Linked DNA regions of Mus musculus: regions 2, 3 and 4 are each linked to region 1. Evidence: chromatin loops called from intact Hi-C (ENCODE). Cell type or tissue: left cerebral cortex. All regions are shown on one strand.

The links. Hi-C counts contacts between places; a loop is a spot of excess contacts. Peaks named below come from ENCODE experiments on the same cell type or tissue, not always from the same donor. Only the 100,000 strongest peaks of a DNase experiment are listed, where the experiment ranks them.
Region 2: a loop joins it to region 1, with 7 times the contacts of the local background. A loop is called at or near these places in 2 of 42 quality-filtered maps.
Region 3: it touches region 1 in a loop (2.7-fold over the local background); 5 of 42 quality-filtered maps call a loop at or near these places.
Region 4: a loop joins it to region 1, with 7 times the contacts of the local background. A loop is called at or near these places in 4 of 42 quality-filtered maps.

Annotation. Positions count from the first base shown.
Region 1 is chr15:48,790,811-48,795,810 of GRCm38, forward strand. It overlaps Csmd3 (CUB and Sushi multiple domains 3), which reads right to left and starts at 1,179. Exons shown (of 71, transcript NM_001081391.2): 1 at 917-1,179. The coding sequence starts at 1,094. Gm34336 (a long non-coding RNA gene) reads left to right here and starts at 1,960. Exons shown (of 3, transcript XR_384081.2): 1 at 1,960-3,927; 2 at 4,418-4,523. In left cerebral cortex, a CTCF peak has its summit at 2,108 (motif pointing left); DNase peaks (open chromatin) are centred at 796, 1,165 and 2,108; H3K4me3 peaks cover 2,805 bases; H3K27ac peaks cover 2,579 bases.
Region 2 is chr15:48,249,617-48,254,616 of GRCm38, forward strand. The region is part of intron 10 of Csmd3 (CUB and Sushi multiple domains 3); the gene reads right to left. Among named protein-coding and RNA genes, the nearest start is that of Gm23530, 450 kb to the left of the region's middle. In left cerebral cortex, a CTCF peak has its summit at 2,080 (motif pointing right); DNase peaks (open chromatin) are centred at 3,243 and 4,029; H3K27ac peaks cover 1,324 bases.
Region 3 is chr15:48,567,327-48,572,326 of GRCm38, forward strand. The region is part of intron 3 of Csmd3 (CUB and Sushi multiple domains 3); the gene reads right to left. Among named protein-coding and RNA genes, the nearest start is that of Csmd3, 220 kb to the right of the region's middle. In left cerebral cortex, a CTCF peak has its summit at 2,802 (motif pointing right); DNase peaks (open chromatin) are centred at 1,314, 2,458 and 2,812; H3K27ac peaks cover 463 bases.
Region 4 is chr15:47,200,194-47,205,193 of GRCm38, forward strand. No RefSeq gene overlaps it. Among named protein-coding and RNA genes, the nearest start is that of Gm23665, 260 kb to the left of the region's middle. In left cerebral cortex, a CTCF peak has its summit at 2,142; no DNase peak of the experiment used is centred here.

The DNA of each region.
Region 1 (5,000 bases):
AGTTGTGGAATAGCTGTGGCTCTATTTTGTCCCCCAGACTGTTCTTTCTCCAGCGATCCAACTGTCCCTTCCCTTCCTGCTTAGGAATAAATTTTCCATCCCACCCGCCCCCACTCCTTGTCTGTGCATGTGACACTCATTGTACCTGTCTGAACGCAGAGACTTGCCGGGGATTTTCTTTTTGGTCAGCTGCTAATGACTTTCTCCCTACCTTCATTCATCCTCAAAGGTGGATCTTCACACTTTGTGGCATCTCAGCCTCATTTTTATTTTTTTATTAATTAATTAATTTTTTTAACCAAGCATTAACAGAGTATCCAAAAAAGCTCCCCTACATTTATCCTTGCATAGGAAGCCACGTAGAAATAATTCAAATTTGTATGCAGACATTCATGTTGGTGTGACCGAGCTCTGGAAGGCTCTGTCTCCTAATGTATTTAAAACCCATGCATTTCTAGCATGTTGGCAACTTTGCTGTCCGAAATGGTTAAAAGGCACTCACGCCAGTGTCTTCAATTAAAAAAAAAAAAATCTGTGCAAAGCATCAGACCCCACAGATTCCACTAGAAATCAAGATAATCCTCACCACTTAAAAAAAAAAAAAGTCTTGCAGAGGAATTCTGCGTGGATATCCACTAGTTAGAGGCTATAGGAACCAACTCACGTATTGGTTTGAGCATACTGCAAGAATATTTATTGAGCACAGGCTCAATCACCGCATTGAACGCCAAATCTGGCAAGCAAAATGCATTTCCTATCTGAGGGGAGGAAAAGGAGCTGTGAATCAACTCCTTCATCAGTATTTTCCCTATTATTTTATCCGTGCAAATTGCAAACTAAGCTTGCTAGCCTCTCTCAGGCGACAAGTCAAGCCCATGTCCACCACAGAAGAGGGTACCCCGGAAAACAGACCTACCTTTTACACAAGACAGCGTCAATAAAAAGACGAGGTTCCAAAACGTAAATCCACTTTTAATCCCCATTTTCTTCTTCAGGATGAAGTCTAGGCGGCCACATTTAGCGCATCTTCGCGTGCCAGGCTCCCGGGGTTTGGATTCCTTTGCTCTGCTTTCTCCTTTGCGGCTCCCTTTCATATTATTCGCGAGCTCTGGATTCTGGCTCCTCAGCCCAGCGCAGTAGAGTTGTTGCTGTTGTTGGTGCGCGGTCACAGCTCGGAGTGAATGGTGTTTCTGGGATACCACAGCAACCTTGACGAGGACTCAACCATCTCTCCAACGGGGGCACAGAGTCTCCGCTACTCCGGATTCTGTCTTTTCTTTTGCGTTTTTTCCCCTCCACCAAAATTAACCTTAAATCTTGCTCCTTACAACCTACACCAGAAAGCACTAGTGAGCTTCTAAAAGCCCAGCTCTGCTCTCTGATAAACTCCCTACAATATTTGAAATCTCGGGGCTTGGATTATTTTTCCCCCCGAATAGATCAATTCTGCCTGCAAAAGCAGTTCAAGAAATATTATGTTAGTGAGCTCTCCATTCCTGCCTGAGAATATAGAAGCATACTAAAGGAGTATTTTTAAAGTGAAGATCTGCGTCGCTTTAGGAGAAACCGTGAGGATAATGAATTGGGTTCCATCGATGCCCACGTCCCTAGAATGGGACATGTGTTACTACAGTAGTTGCTTATATCCCAGACAGCTTTAGACATCTATTATACTTTGATTTAATCCAGAAGGGAAATCACAGATAATTTATTTGCACGCACAAATTTACATATGAGAATACCTAGGTGTAAAAAAAACATGACGCGGATTTTATTATTTGGTAAGCATATGTCACCCGTGGCTCGGGCTGGGGTAAGGTTGGGAGGGAAGTCAGAATCTTTCCCTAAATAGTTCTTTTTTTTTTTTTTTTTTTATCTTGCCCAACCTCCTTGCAGCCAGTGTGCAATAGCAGTTAAACGAGTTGTGCCTGTCGTTGATATCTAGAGAAAGCTCATTTTCCCTAATTCTGAGTTGATCCCAAATATGTAAATGGGAGGTTTCTCTCAAAAGGCAAAATGTATATGTCTATACATTTGGACTTGGCAGTCCCATAAACCAGGCAAGGGTTAAGAGTGTACAAAGAAAGAGTTCTTGCGCCATCTACTGGCCATCTCCAAGCCTCCCGCTCCTCCTTCACATCTAAAGGGACCCTGTTGTATCTCGTATTGAAGAGATCTGTCCCTGAGACGAGTGTTTTTCTTAGGCATACTAATTTTCGAATCTATTTTTTTCCCGGACAGATTCTGACCCAAATATTTTGGTGGTCAAGTTCCATAGACCCAGGTTCGTATTGACGATCTGACCCATTCGAGAACTTGGTGCTAGCTCAAGAGTTAGGTAGGGCTGCAGTGCAGACTCTGGAATAGGTAATTGCCAGTGCCTGTCCGTGGTCCTATTTGCATGCAGGGAAGGGTAGTGGGGAGCGTCTTTGTGTATCATTCAAACAAACGGACTGCACTGTCTTGAGTTTTCAGCTCCTCACCCTGTTCACAAATGAAGAACCCCGTCCTGTGCAGTATGCAATCACCCTATCCAGCCTTTGTCCCTGAGCTCGCCTTGGAGCTGGCGGCTCACTGGACCAAGGCAGTTGCGTCTGGAGGGAGTTCTGCTCTGGAAAGTGGGCACCCAAAAAGCACCCACAGTCGTCAATAGCAAGTGGGTTCAACCTATTAGAAGGATTCTCAGCTCCTCCCTGGGAATGTGACATTCTGTGTGAGTCTGCCATTGAAAGAGAGAGGGAGAAGAGGATACAGCAGGAGAGCGCACACTGGGGCTGTCATAAGGAATAAGGCTGCTTCTTTATGAAAAATGATGGAAGGTGTTTTTGTTGTTTGTTTTTTTTTTCCTACGCGTAGGTGTTTTCTCAAGTGTTTTTGCAGTGCATGTGTGTGTGTGTGTGTGTGTGTGTGTGTGAGAGAGAGAGAGAGAGAGAGAGAGAGAGAGAGAGAGAGAGAGAGAGAACACAGGGTTTTCTCTTCTGAGTAGAGTTCAGAAAAGGCAAAACTGTAGACGCCCAACTGACCTCATTAAATTTCAAAGGATCATTTAGAAGCTGCAGGGCAGAATACCCATTCCTTCCCAACAGTGCCCCTGCTACAGTCTGCATAGGCGGATTTGGAAAGAGAGTCAGGACAAGGTTGGGACTAGCCTGCAATTGGGAGGATCAACACAGCAGATGTCATTAGCCTGCTCAGCCACCTTGGCAATGGCGGTGGCATTGATTTCAGTCAAGATGTCAGGGTGCTTTGCTGTGAGCGTTGCATTAGCTGGGCTGAACGACGAGGTAGATGCGAACTTAATGAGAACATAGCCCAAGATTTCTTACCAAGCTGCAGAGGTCAGTCATCCCGGCTGGGTTTACTTTAGGGTATCTCATCTCTTTGAACTCATATGACTATCCCTCTTAAACTAAAGAAGGTAGTTTCTCAGACGTTTGGGGGATTTTCATTGTAATTATTCTTTACAAAATAAAATGTGCCAAGACACCGATTTCTATTGCCCATTATCTGGTTAGATCATAATACATCGAATAACACTATAGTTTCCTGTTCCTACAGCTTACCATAAATCACAAGCCATTTTTCACTCACAGCCTCCAGCTTCTGAGACAGGATAGAAAAAAAAAAAACAAACTCACATTTTACAGTCAGTAAAAGTTAAGGCTTGATGAGATGAAGAGGATTATCCGCGGTGGTCATCAGGAGCCCTGACTTGCAGTCTGGTATACTTAGGCCTGGACCACACTTACCTTTTATGAGCAGGCTCTCTTCAAAGGAATGTTTCTGAAAGTATTCTGGAAACACAACCATCAGACAGTGTCCTGGATGAGAAGTCACTCAAGTTACCCAGAAAGAAAAATACAATAGCTCTCTGTATTTGGCAGCAGGAATCACCCGTTGCTGTACACCTATACTAAAGCAGCAAAGGTGAGTGTGGGTTTTTCTAAGGCTGTTGGGGAGACTAGAAAACCATTTCTCCTATAGTAGCAAACATTTAGTGCTTACTGTAGAGATGTGGACACTGTGTTTGCAGGCATATCTTAATCATCACTGCAAATTTTCAGACAAGGGTGGCAACTGTCCCCTTCTACATGAATACCTGGTTCTTGAAAAGCTAACTATCCTGCCTAAAACAAAGTAATACCTATGTAGATATATTAATCTAACTTGTCTGAACTCTTAGACAAAGCACTTTTCTACTCTATTTTATGCAACATTTGCTCCAAGAGATGCTAGTTTTAAAAGCTTAGTCATTGCAACCATAAGGATTTTTGTATTATCTCCACATAATTACAGTAAAGCAATAATTGATAATATATTTTAAAAATCAAGTTTTGAAACATATGCACATATGTAAAGAAATTTTAATTTATAAATTTTAGTCCCTAAAATTTCTTCTCTCTATTTTCCTCCATAGCCACTGGCCATCTAGCATACAGGTCATGAAAAACAGGGAGTTGGCAAGGATCATGAAGACAATCACAATGATTAAGTTCCCTTAAGAGCTTTTAAAAAGAGTGCAGGTCAGAACCTAGAAGTGCCAGATCGCAATTTCTTCTCAACTCATGCCCAACTTATGGGATACAATGAACTTAGACTTTAAGACAGAAATGATCTGTTACTTAAATGATTAACCATATATTTCTTTCCAAAAATTGTCCAATATTAATATAGCTGCTTGACATTTGTCTATTTTAACACCACAGAAGGAAAGCAATGGGACTATGAATAATTGATTAAATCAGAATATGTATACTAAGAAATAGCTTGAAAAGTAGTTTACTTGACTTTGGAGAGAAATACATGTGTTTTCAATTGAGTAATTAATCTAAGAATAATCTACCTTTGCAGCTGATAATGTGCAGCTTTCTACAAAGCTCATTGTTTCATTATGATATAAATGTATTATAAACATTTATCTATAATATTAGTGTCTATTGAGTATAGGTACTCAATTGGTAATTAAAAGTGTTAATTAATTAATTAATAAAACACACAAG
Region 2 (5,000 bases), 540 kb before region 1:
CTATTCTCACAAGTGCATAACACTGTATTGTAAAACTCAAAACTCTTGGCTATTTGGAGCCACCCAATGAATACTGATTTGGCACACCAAAATAATTTGTTCAGGGTACTATTATGAAATTTGTTAAATGTTTTAAAATTAATAGTATTACAGTTCTCCCCACAATTATCACTTATTAAATATGCAGAAATCACAAATAAGTATGCCAATCATTGTAAAAGCTGATAATATGCATAAGCTTCATTTTGTGGATCCACTGTATATTCAAATAAAACAGTTTTTTCATAATTTTAAAAAAGCAAATACTTTATATATATGTATACCTAATTTAGAAAATGATATTTAATTTTGCACAGTTATGTTAATTATTACTATCTTTTAGTAATAATTTAGTTTATAATTTGCCATTTTCCATGTGAAATTATGTCCCTTTAAAAATAACAATTTCCTGATTGCTCAACCATACAATTTGAGGACAGCAACTATATTAATGATTTCTCAAAGGCACAGTACACTAATAGTGCTATTTACGGCACTCTCTAGAACAAAAGCATATTTATTCTGTCCAAGCACCCATGAGACTTGAGAACAGCTCTTCATTCAGACGCACAGTGGATAGTCATTTTAAAACTTCAATTACTATGTCAGCAGGTTCTCTCCATTACTATTCCCAGAACCAAGGCAAGTGGTTTCTAGTAGCAACTAATGGCTTATAAGCCATACACATGTGTGCCTTGCAAGAAATAAGCAGGTAAATCTTTGTACATATGGTAAAGATTTGCAGAAATAAGGTAAGTTACAATGGAATAGTAGCAATAGATGACTTTTGAATACATACGTTTTTTATATGTCCCAGTCGACAATGGTAGAATACATATTCCTAAAGATATATGTGATACTAGGATGTATGTTAGAATCCAAGAGAAGCAGAATTAACATTTAAAAAACACTCTGGACATTGCAATGAGTGCGCAACTGTAACATTTATGAAAAATGACAGAACAGGTAATTTCCGTCTTAGAACAATCTTTAATCAACATGGTTCATCCAGTTTTATGAAAGAAATATCTTGAATAAAAGAAAAAGGTTTATCATCCTGTTTTGCTTTATACATAGATCTTAAATTCCATAATTTGGTGCTAACTCCGTGTGTTTGCTTTTGTTCCCATGTGAACATTAATATAATTTGCTGGATTAAATCAAGCCTTTTAACATTGTTTTTTATGAAAAATGTACATAGGAAGATTAGGAAACTTTAGGATACTTGAAACACATAACTTACAAGCCATAATAATTTTTTATAGCTGTAATTTAATCTTGAGTGTTGGCCAGCACAGAATACTGATAGATCCCATGAAACAGGATATTCTGTATTTGTTTCACAAAGTGCTTTAACATGTCTTAGGATTTAATGCTTTTTTGGTGTCCTTGTTGTATGCATATGTTAAAACAACATTCTGTGTATGCTTGTATGATGGTTGTATACATGAAAGTCAATATATCTGTATGTTTGGCAACTATAATACTTTACACAGTAGAGTATCATTTTTGTTTAAAAATTAACACACTGTTATGTGAAAACACTTATTTAGTCTTATCTAACTTTTATTACAGTTTTAAGATAGAATATCATATAGCCTAAGTTGGCTTAGATCTTCCCAGTTAGCTGACAATGATTTTGAACTATTCACCACCTTGCCCCTACCACCTAAATGATTGGACTATGAATATATATCTTTGTACCTAGAAGTATGTTGTGGTTTACATATCTTTGTCCCATGGGAAGTGGCACTATTATGAGGAGTGGCTTATAAGAAGAAGTATTGCATTGTTAGAAAAAGTGTGTCACTATGGAGGTGGGGTTTTGAGGTCTCTATGCTTCAAGTCTACCCAGCATGGAATGCTACTTACCTCTTGGCAGCCCATGGATTACAGTCTCTTCTCTGTTGCTTTTGTTTTTGTTTGTTTGTTTGTTTGGTTGGTTGGTTTTGTTTTTCCAAGATGTCGGGCATAAACAAGTTTGATGCTGGTTCCTTTTTTTTTTTTTTTTTAAGATTTACTTATTCATTTAATTTATATTAAATGAATGTTGCTGTCTTCAGACACACCAGAAGAGGGCATCTGATCCCATTACAGATCGTTGTGAGGCACCACGTGGTTACTGGGACTTGATCTCAGGACCTCTAGAAGAGCAGTCAGTGCTCTTAACTGCTGAGCCATTTCTCCAGCCCTTTAATCAAGTATAGAAATCTTGGCTCCTCCAGTACCATGTATGCCTGGATGCTACAATGCTTCCTTCTGTGACAGTGATAAACTAAATAAACCTCTGAAACTGTAAGTCAGTCCAAGTTAAATGTAGTAATTTATAAGACTTGTGTTGGTTATGGTTTCTCTTCACAGCAATGGAAACTCTATGATGTATTTAACTCTTGATGGCTGTCTCTTGTGTGACTATGCCGGGGCCTGGCAAACACAGAAATGGATGCTCACAGTCAGCTATTGGATGGAACACAGGGCCCCCAATGGAGGAGCTAGAGAAAGTACCCAAGGAGCTGAAGGGATCTGCAATCCTATAGGTGGAACAACAATATGAACTAACCAATACCTCCCCCCCCGCCCCCAGATATCATGTCTCTAGCTGCATAGAATCAGAAGATGGCCTAGTCAGCCATCAGTGAAAAGAAAGGCCCATTGGTCCTGCAAACCTTAGATGCCTCAGTACAGGGGGACGCCAGGGCCAAGAAGTGGGAGTGGGAGGGTGGGGGAGTGGGTGGGGAAGCGTGTGGGGGACTTTTACGATAGCATTGGAAATGTAAATGAAATAAATACCCAATTAAAAAATCTGAACAATAAGTTCAAAATATAGAATAGTTGTTGTAGTATTTTTAGCAAAAATAAACTCATTTGTCATTCAACCAAAAAAAGTCTATAATTTTCATTGTACTAATAAAGTACTTTTAGTGTTATTATATTACATACCATCTTATAAAACTTTAAAATAAAAATGATAAGAGGAATTAAATCAATACGGGTCCAAAATTACCAAGTGAGTACAGTGCACTACTTTGTGTTTTATATTTTTTTCTTTGTGTTTCCCTTTTTGATGCTCTGAAATCTGGCTTTTCCTCCCCGTCTTATAAGAATCCTCTAAACAAAACGTTGCAGTCATTTAAGATTTGGAAAGCTGCATTGCTCTCAGCCTTATGCTTTTCACTTCTAAAATGGAGATGGTAATGTCTCCATCAAGTTTTTTTTGGAGAAGCAAATGAGACAAAGTATATGCAGTTGTTAACATAATGCCTGGCACATAGTGAATGCTAAAAATAGCAGTGACAATGTTGTAGTAACTGTGGATTCCCTCCCACATAACTCCATTTTCAGCTCCTTCATATTTATTAACAACACAAGATTGTTCTATTCATATACACTTGAATATCATTTTTAATCCTTTCTTATTACATTTTACTTCTATATCTAGCCAATCCTGAAATATCTTTTCTCTTTATAGTACCTAGTACATATGCCCCTTCTCTATTCTGACATCTTTCTCATTATATCTAAGAAGAATCCCCTGGGTGTGGTGACTTAAAAAAGGCTCCCAGTAAGAACTAAAAAGTTACAACTGATATGCTAAGAAATGCAGAAATGTAGCAATTATAAGTAATCACAGATACACAATCAAGCAATAGAAATGGAAAAGGTGAATTCAAAATAGAGCTTCATAAAGGTTTGTAGCTCATACTTATAAACACTTGCAACTGCCAAATTAGAGGGATCAACACAAGGGATTAATATATCAATGAGAGTGTAGCCTGGTGTAAATAAGTTTGAGGTCAGTTGGGTATATATATAGCAAGACCTTGTCTCAAAAGTAAAAGTTTATAATAAAGAGTGCTTGTATAATTTTGTAAGAATTTTTTATTTGAAGAAATGTAGTGGGTGTGGGAGCTAGGACAAAAGAGGAGGGGTGGAGTGTGGGTAGAACAGTTTTTCAGTTAGCAGTCAGGTTTTAAAAAGAGGAAAAGGAACAAGCAAACCAGATGGCAAAGAGGCAGTCAGAAGGTAGGGAGAGTGTTCGACAATATAGAAGCTAAAAAAAGAGATAACATTGTGTAATGATATTCAGACCTTGTCTTCAATGAAATCATAGTTATTTTGATGCTCTGTTAAAACACAGGACCTAGTGTTTGAGTTTGAGAAGTAGGTTTTATTTCTATGTGCATAAACTCTAAGTACTTGCTATATGTGAATATGCTCATCCTTGTGGTGTGGTTCTTGCAAGCATTGTGGTTTATATCGAAGTATATCAGTCCATTAGTTTCAGTGTCTAAAACTTATGGTATGGATTCTATAAGCCAACTGTATGAGCTATCAGAATGTACTGTGTTACACCATAAGAGGTCACTGGAGTCTGAAAACAATTGTAATAAACGTACTTTAATGCATATGAGCTTACCTCTGAAATGATGAAGTATTCTAATCTGGCTACTTTGGCTTCACTTCATTTATTCTCTAGATATTAAAGACCACTTTTCCTTCAAAATATTTTTCATATATATATATATATATATATATATATATGTGTGTGTGTGTGTGTGTGTGTGTGTGTGTGTGTAGCATGTTTATATATGTATATGTTATAACACACAAAGATTTGTTAATAGTGTCAATTAAATTTTCAACCATAATTTGATAAAAATAGAAAAGGAAGTGCCCTTTCATTTTACAGAAATAATTTATTTGAAGAATTATGTTAGAAGTTGGAGTAAGAACAAAGATAAACACATATAAGCACACAGTCACATAAACACACACACACACACACACAGAGAGAGAGAGAGAGAGAGAGAGAGAGAGAGAGAGAGAGAGAGAGAGAGAGAGACCTGGAGAGAAAGGAGAATGAGGATATACTTTGTGATAACTAGTAATGTATAAATTGTAACCAATTATTACTTGGCTTTAGGTTAAATTCAGTTAAACTGAGTTTTTATTCCCAGTGA
Region 3 (5,000 bases), 220 kb before region 1:
CCCCATACCCACCCCCCATCCCCTACCCACCCACTCCCCCTTTTTGGCCCTGGCGTTCCCCTGTACTGGGGCATATAAAGTTTGCAAGTCCAATGGTCCTCTCTTTGCAGTGATGGCCGACTAGGCCATCTTTTGATACATATGCAGCTAAAGACAAGAGCTCCCGGGTACTGGTTAGTTCATATTGTTGTTCCACCTATAGGGTTGCAGTTCCCTTTAGCTCCTTGGGTAATTTCTCTAGCTCCTCCATTGGAGGCCGTGTGACCCATCCAATAGCTGACTGTGATCATCCACTTCACCTTTTTTAATCCAATTACTATGACTTGTAATACTTTCCAGAAGTCTACAAAAGCTGTGTAGAAATGGCTAGAACACTAGCATGGCCAACTATAGGTATTACTAACTGGCAAGTTATGTGTGCACAAGTGTGCAGCAATAGCTGGAACTTCACTTCTAGGTGAAAGCCCTTGGTGTTTAACATGAGTGATGAGGACATTGTGCAATCATGGTTTGACAAATTCACCAATTTTCTTCAACCAAACCCTCTTTCGCAGGCTTCACATTTATATTCCCAACTGCCTACTTGACATCTCTGTTTAGATATTTTATGAGCATCTCAAATTTAACACATCCTAAACAATTCATGCCTTTTCACATTAGTCCTTTCTATCTTTAGTTAGCCATGCTACCATCTTCCAAATCTTTGAAAAGGAAAAATAAAACTGCTTTTTATCTACTGCTCTGACTTCTCTCACTCATTTCCTCATTTATCTCTCAATTATAATCCAACTGTTCTGAAGGTACAGCCCTGCTCATAACTTTCAAACCAAATCCAGGCCCCTGGCTGGTCTTGTCTGTTCTTTGTGACCGGACTATATCCTATTCAGCCTCTCGGCAACTTCAATCTATAGTAATGTGTCACAGGAATAACCGTTATCTTTAAAGGAGTATTAGAACACGATTCTCAGCTTCATTATCAACCAAAGATATTTCTGTTAGTGTAAAACCCATAACTTAGGATTCTTGCTTTATAATGTATTCTAATGGCTTTTTTCATGTTCCTTGACAAGAATCCACCCAATACTTAAAATTCTTTCGTCCTTCCATGGTGATCTGAACTGTCACTTCCTCAAATGGGCAGCTTGTGTTTCCCTCTTTATATTGAATCTCCTGGCTCCAAGAGTATATGTGGACTTTCCATTACTAAACTTGGCATTTATTTTTTTATTATTTGTACAACATATGTGTATTTTCAGACAGACACTGACAGCTTTTGTTCACTAACAGCTCTTAGTGCACTGCATAAAACCTGGAACATGAAATTGCTAAGCAACTGCAGTCTGCATTAATGAGTCAGAGTAGAAAGCTCACAGAAATGCTAGGGTCTACTCTCAGGTTGAAAGCTGCTCTCTAAACCACTTGTTACCTCTGTCAGTGTTCGTGCTAGGGTTGGCTTCACAATAAAACTTCCCATGTATTATGGAACGTTGACTAATGTTTATTCGTGTCTGCCCTATGGTCGGAGTTCAGCTGGAATGATTTTAAATAGATCAGAGTTTTATTTAAAATATGGATAAACCAACTCTTTACTGTTTGAACCTTGGGTGGAATCATTTCAATGGTGAAGTTCATTGAAAATGTGTTGCCTTTTCATTTTCTCACTATCACCTGCCTGTGGCCTAAAATTCCAAAATTCCTATGTAGTTCATTCAGAAGTTAATTGAAGCTTGAAACACAGAAATTGAAAATGATGAGTAGAGCTCTACTCAAACAAACTTCTCTATTCTTAGGTGTCTGCAAATTATCTAAATGAAACATTCCTATGTTCTGAGCAAAAATGTATGCAGTGCCTATTTGTTTAATATTTTTGTTGTTCATCAAGAACACTGCATATTACTTAGGAAGTCTGTAATTTATTGATACCGCATGAATTCATCACACAAACAATGGCCACTGCCACACAGTATCTGTAATGACTACATGTTTACAAGGGGGGCACACTACTATTAATATAAATACTACTGTTAGTATAGAGAGACAGCACATATGTTTCTGAAATTAAATTATTTTTAAATAAATCTATATAGTACAAAGTTTAATTATAATAGATTGTCCTAGGTAACTTAAATCCTTACATGATTATTTCATTCATGAATTCCTTTAATAATTTATAGAAGAAAAATAGAAAAGCTAAATAGTCAATTTTATATGTATTTTACCCCCACACACACACACAAAATAGGATAATTTTTAGTTCATCAAAGTTGTTTCTAATCAATTTATTGCTGGTACACACCATAGAGACTTAGCCCAAAGTGCCAAAACCAACATGCACATGTTTTACCACTGAAACAGAGCCACAAAGCTGGAGAAAGTAAAATGGGACAGAGCAATGCTTTGTTGATGTCCCTTTCACACAATTGTAAATTTGCTGGAATCATGCCAAATGGTAACACTTGACATCATAGCCATTCTGTTGTTATAAACCAGAGCTGGTACAAAGCAACTTTCCACTGCATAATGGCTGCTGTTTTTGCTTAAAATTAATTGCACATGTGTTTAATTATATAGCAGCTCTTGAAAGTGATTATGTAAAATGTTATTTCTTCTTGGTCTTGCTCTCATCTCTCAAATTATAGTTCTCTATCTCTGAAAGCAACAATGAATTTTAATAAAGGGCATGGTTTGCAAATTGCTGCTCCCAGGATGCTGCCACTGACTAAAAAGCTTCTTTTCGAAAATGAATGAAGTTCTATTGTCTTTGTTCACTTGCTAGAGAGACTAGAATTACTTCTCAAAGCCTCCAGAGGGCGCTGAGATTATAATCAGTTGAGATTGGAGAGCGGCCACCACTTTGCAGAGGCCTTCATCATCCACTTAAGTCTGCAGACTTTGGTTTTGTTGTTGCTGCTTAGGAGACTGTTGTTTGTTTGTTTGTTTGTTTGTTTGTTTGTTTGTTCGCTGGGTCCCTCTTCCTCGCATGTGCTTCCCCTTGTCAGTGTGTCGCCACAGCTTGGCGGGTGACAGTAGGAGGGGTGCCACTCTCTGCAAACCCTGGAAAGTAGAACAAGAAGAGAAAAGGCAGACACGCCTGGTGGCACTCTGCCGGTGTGTGGTGGTGGCCTTAGGTTCTTACCTACCTTATCATTGTGGCTCATTGGACTTAAGCATACCGTAGTGTTGCCTTTTGCCTAGGGCTTGGTGGGGATCAAAGCCCATCTTTACCATCTGCTGCATAATAGGATCTGTAGGAATCAGCAGAAAAGCTCCGACTGAGCAAGTCTCTTCTGCATAGGGCAAAAGGTAGGGAGGGTATCACACAAGGCTGGACCAAGATCCCCTTAGCATTCGTGCCTCTTTTCTACTCCTATACAATAGACCACTGATATGCTGCCTGTCAAACTGTTACAGGTTTAATATGTGCATTATCCCTCTACTCCTGAAATGACTAGTTCACAAGTGTGTTGCTATGAAGTCATCAAACGTGGCCAGATGAAGATTCTCAACTCTCCTTGTAGAGCAGAGTAGGTCTGGCTGGCTGGGAGAGACCTGCTCCAAGTGCAGTATCTAAAGAGACTACCAGAGCCTGGTATCCTCTGGGCTGGGCTCACCCTTGGTGCAGCCACATTTCTCTTTGGAGATTGCCCTTCCTGGCCAGATTTGTTTATAGAGACTTTGCATGGGGTTACTTTGCCTACAAGATTTGTAGCAGCCTTGATTTTGGGGAATCACAGCCTTACTAGGTATGATTACTAGTTTTGCCTGATCCACTCTATCCTTATTGAAGAAAATCACACATGTAGACCAGTTATACAAAAATCTGTCTATTGCACTGATGATCCAGGGGAATATTGACTGGGGACTTCAGGGTAGGTATAATGCTTTAGGAGAAGCAGTCGCCTTTATGGGATGTCAAATTCAGGCCCTCGGTGCATTGACATTCACTATTCCACTGGGTTAGCATAACCCCTTTGGAATATTATACCTCTGAACGAACATGACTGGTCTAAAATCCAGTCTCATTTAAAGGGGCTTTAGAACAATTCGAATTTGGCTTTGGATACAGATTCTCTATATCATAAGGTCATAGGTATTAGTAATTATAATATAGGAGATTTCAGGTCCAGCATGGCCTTGGTGGAAACAGAATGATATGGTTCCTGCCCCTGGGACAAGGCCATGGGACTTGGGCCTCCACTAGTGTCCATGGGTGCCATGGACACAAGACTTGTTTGAATAGTACTGTACTTCTTTTCATCTTTCTCCAAGGAATGTCCTCTCTGTTAACGTTAATGACTCCAGGATAATCTGAGACAGCATGAGTCTAGAAGACAAAGATGTGGCTAATGTCTTAGCAAAACGGTAAATGCTGGGACCTTCAGGAGAGTCCTTAAGGCTGTTGAAAGAGTTCTAAAACCATGAACTTGAAAATATATAATTTCTCAACAATGCAAAAAATAAGGAAGCAATATGAATTATTAGAAGCTTCACAGATCTAAAGGAACAGATGCAGCTACACTGAGCCAGCTTGTCAGAGAGATGCAAAGACAGGCAGACACAAAGGAAGACAGATTGCTGAGTCACTGTGAGTGCAGGCTCAGGGGTATTAGACATGGTAATTATAGGACTGGTTCCCACCCAGATTAACAGAGGCAGGCATATCTCTGAATCCTTTTGTAATATTAAAAGGAAATGTTTGCTTGTTGTCCCCTCTGAATTTAGGGGCTAAGGTCAGGGGATGCTGATTCATAGGATACTCAAAATCAAAAGAAAGTCTGGAGGAAACGACTGGATTGATATGTAAAATAACGACTGGGCTTATGATTTGTGTGAGATGAGCTAGCAGAAAGCTATAGCAGTTCTTTAGAATTTTTCTCAAGTGAGATCTGTGCTATCGAGAGATCTCTGAAGACTAAAAAGAGTTCCTCAAGAATATTTTCTAACCGGATTTCTGAGTTGGTCAGAAATCCCAAGAATTACTTAGAGAGCTGACACAGCTC
Region 4 (5,000 bases), 1.6 Mb before region 1:
GCAAACTACAATCAATGGAAGACTGGCAATTTTAACCATAAATTTTAAGTTTCTTTTGCAATATTAGAGTATATCCATAACTTTTGGAAAGAAATACCCAATTTTAAACAGTGTATTCTCTTTAAAATCAGTACCAGAAACATCATTTTTACGTTATGAAGTTTGGCTGCCAATTTGTACATATGAATGCATGACAGTGTAGCTTTTAATGCTTCATTAAAGAGACATTTTTTTAAATCTTACCTCTTATAAGTCTAGTTTGTAGTACAAGAATTACATAAAATATTATCCCAATTCAGAAGTATACTTAAAGGCCTAGTTTCCTGGGCTGGTTCACGTCACATGATATTATTTAAAATGACTCCAACCCTGAGTTACCAATTTTAAGCTAATTTTCTTGTTACCAATATTACACCATTTTAATCATACCCAATAACTTATAATCCGATATTCTATGATCAAGACATGCAGAGCCTATTTATATGTTTAAGACCAGTCAGAAACTAAATGAAGCGGCTACATGAATCTTATAAATTTAGACCAACCAAAGATCGTTTACTTTTTCTAGCTTTAATTTCAAGATAAAAAGCATTTTGTCATTTCCTGAACCCAATAATCACAATTACAGAGAATTTTCTAGGAAAAAAACAACTATCAGCTTATTTGCCTTAGAACCAAGAAGCTGTAGACTCCCTTGTTAAAATAGTTTTTCAGCAGGACCTATCCTGCTGTGCTTTACTCCTGGCTAAGGTGCAGGGCAACTTTAATCAGCCTCCACAGTGCAAACTAAGACTGTCTCAAGAGATGGATAACCAGCAGATAAAGTTTTAACCATTTTTTTTCTTTTCAACATGAAACATAGAACAACAGTCATTCAGACAACAAAACAAAAACAGACACAAAATGACATGAGTACAGGTTGGTACACCAAACACAGGTAATACAGAGGGGGTAGAGAACTTAATGTAACCAGAACTAAGGATGTCTCCTATAGAGGCTAGAGAGAAATCAGGATGTCTCCCAGTTTCCCTCTGTCCCTGGAGAGCTCCAAAATCCATTTTCATTCTCTCTTGATCTTTCTGTCTCATGTCATTTTTATATCTAGTCTCTAACCCCCTTTTGTATTTTACTATTTTATTTTATTCTTATTCTTATTCTTATTCTTATTCTATTCTATTCTATTCTATTCTATTCTATTCTATTCTATTCTGTTCTATTCTATTATTTTAAGCCCTACTCCTCCCGCATGATGCAATTCTTGGCTGTGGACAAAGGCCTGTTTAGAATTTTCCAATCCCATTTTCCACTGTTAACCCCTAGCTGATCTCAGCAATGGGCCGACACTGACTCAGTCTAGCCTGTATCCTTTTTGCACCCTTGCAATCAACAGCCTTCAAAAGATTACATTTGTAGAGCTAACATTAATGTTCATGCAGAGATACATATTCTTCTGTTTTCTGTGGAGCCCCCACCAAGACAGTGTAACCCCAACCCTTCTTTCTGTTTTCAGGCCACTTATCAAGCACCACCTGTAGCAGCTTGCAGCCACGGGTTACTGGGTTCCTGAAATGTAAACATGGGGTTTTGGATGGGAAGGCTTTGAGAGAAATAAGGAGCCAAGACAAAGTTTTCTGATCAAGGCCATTGTTTACTTATGAGTCCAAGCTTATAAGGGGTGGGGGGAACCATCCCCCATCATGCCAGGATCTCCTTGCTTTGTTAGAATGGTGTCAGAACAGGTTCAGCCTCTCAGCAGGTACTGGCATCTTGGAGGAAAGCTGCAGATGTAGCAGGACAATAGACTTTACCTAGGTCAGAAGACTCCATCCTAGGTGGGCTAGCAGCAGACTGTGGCAAGCAAGGTCTGAGCCAGTCTGCTCAAGGCTGGGGAAAGGGAAACACCCTGTAGCATTGTTCCAGTGATTAACAGTACTCTATCTTCAAGCAAATGTAGACCTTGCGGTAAATGTTTGGGACACAACTAAAAGTAACCTTAGCGAAAATATATTATATAAAAGAATGACATGCAATACAAATTTAGTCTTTTAAATATTTTTGATTCAATTTATTCAAATTTAGTAAGTTGTAAATTAGAATGTTAATTTATAATCACTAGTTCAATGTAATTTTTGTATGTCACCACTAGATAGAGCTAGTATAATGATCAAAAACTATACAAAATACACTTGGCATAAGTCAAGATAGGTATTCTTTATATCACATGCTTTGTGATCCCTGGTAACTCTGGACATAACTGTACACAAATATTTCTTAAGCCTACTTTACAGACACCTACAAGCCTTATTAGCTTAGTAATAGTAATCCTCAGTGTTATTTCTTGTCCTAAAACTTATAATTTCCCTGTGTACGTCTTTAGAGTACTGCTAGAAATTGATTTCTAAGTAGTTATTTATGCGCTGGCTACATAAGATCCACATAAATGAATGTGGTCATTACTCAATACAATGTACAGACTTTATTATTATTTCAAATTGGAGACCTCTCCAAAACCCAATACTTAATTGGAAATGCTTACTACATGTGACTTGGTGGTAGTAGAAGCAGAATCAAAGAACTTTGTTATGCAATAAAACAGTCTTCTTTATGGTTTGTTTGATATTAGTATTACCTAAAACCCTGTTTTAAGAAAACCTACAGGATATTATGACATATGATCTAGAGATATGTCTTGTACGTTGAAATTTATCAAACATTTACAGTATTTGCAGGGAAATTCTATATTCTGTAATACTATAATTTTGGCAGTTGAAAAATCCGGTTCCAATAAGAAGCCGAATTGAAGCTTCACGTCAGTTTCTTTATAAATGATAACAATGAAACCATGAGTAGCAATGTCAGTTTATATATTGATAAATACTTATGGGCTTGCCTGTTTTTCTGTAAAATTATGCTTAGGAACAGATTACATTGCCATAAGTATATATATCCCTTAAGACACAAAAATCTAAGTTCTCATTGAATATACTAGATGTCTTTCTCACGCAGAACTCTCAAATAGAAACTAAAATGTTTCTGCCTGAAAAATTGATTCATTTGAATGTTGCATTCTAAGATGTTAAATCTCACTCTTGCCCTGTGTTTGATCAGAAAATTGTTAATGTGTGCCCCTGAGTGAGACAACTGAGCCAAGATGATATAGTCTGGCATTGACATAATCCTGCTTGGTAATATTATTTCTATTGTCTGATACACATCATATGTACAATGATACCACTCTTAGCAATCTTTTTAAAAGTGGTCATTTGTGTAGATAAACATTGATAGTATGCCATTGTTTGACTTTTGAATAAAATAGCACACCAATTTTGGCACATTGGAAAATATTGTAAATTAATTAAATAGTATGAATAAGATGTGTTTAATTTCTAAATATAAAACTCTCTGCTCAGTTATAAATAATTTCAAGATGATTTATCATGTGTTTCATTAAGCTTAAGAGAACTAGAAATAGCATATTACCTGTATTTATGTTCTTTTAACCACTATTTTATAGAACGCATTTAACTCTAACAAACCAATAACTATAGATAAACTATGCCTCAAATTCATATGTGATACTCAGAGACACACAGAAAGGAAAAGATAAGATAAAAGCTGCTCATGAAAGAATTCTAAGTTAATATCAATGTAGTCTATTTTATGAGCCTATATCTTTAAAATCAAAACAGAAATAAGTCTGTTTCCTTTTAAGTCCCTTGCTAGATAAGACTCATTAAAAAGAGGAACACTTTAATGATGCAGGAAGTTTTCACAAAGTTGTTCAAGTTTGGGTACAATCAACATTTCCAGTTTTTTGTTTGTTTGTTTGTTTATTTTTTCTTGAGAATCAGTTTTCCATTGCTTTCCTTTCTATAGTGACAGGTCCTTGAACTTGTCTACATGAAAATCATTTCTACACTCATCTGAGTGCCTTGACATTGATTTGTAGCATGATACAATATTCATCATTCTGCATGCCACATAAATCCATCATATTTTGTGACTGGCAACTCAATCAAGAAAACTCTAACCTCATACATAATAAATTCCAGAATACTGTGTTTTTCAATATTTGGCTATTTCCTAGGAATAACCTCGTGCTTTGAGAAATTCTGCATCGATTAAATGGGTCCCATATATCAAATATGTTGCATTAAGAATCGTTTTTGTAAGTGCTGGCTTCCTGTGTAAAGATTAAGAAGAGAAACAATAGCCAGATGGGGATGTCATAAGCCTTTAATCATAGCACTCTAGAGGCAGATGTAAGCATATCTCTGTGAGTTCCAGGCCAGAAAAGGGTACATAGAAATAATAATAATAATAAACCTGTAAAAAAAAAAAGAAACAACAAAAAGAGGAGAAAGAGGAGAAAGAGAAGGAAAACATGCAGAAGGAGGAAGAGGAAAAAGAGAAGAAGAAAGAGGAGGGAGGAAATAAAACATTCTTCTGAGAGTCTAGTCACCCAACTGAAGTCTAGATACCGTAGAAAAGCATATCTCAAGGGACTTTTAAATATCAAATCAAAATGAAGTTTTATTAGGTACAGGGCTCAAGATTTTATTGTAAACTTCTGTCTATATCTTTATTGGACATTGTTGACTTTAGTGGCTGTATGATAGCTTTGTAAATGTTGGTTAAAAATCTATATGTTCACAGACTCTGAAAAAGTAATTATATAATGTTTCAAAACAGCAGCTATTACATGAATCTATTCAACATACCATAACTTAAGTGTTTATCCAATAAGATTTATTATCATATAAGTATGTGAAATAAAAAAAATCTTTTAGGTTAGAATCAGCACTTTTGGTGATATCTGCAGTATGCATATATTACCCCAACCCAGTCTGAGAACCACAAGTGAAGATTGCTCTGTTAAGACGATTTATGTCATTTGATCCTTTACTGCTCTGATGTGAATTCTTGTCTTTTTGTTTTTCCTCTTTTCCTTCTCCTCTATGGATTGTTTTTTCTTTAACTTTTTTTAGGTCAGCATTTTT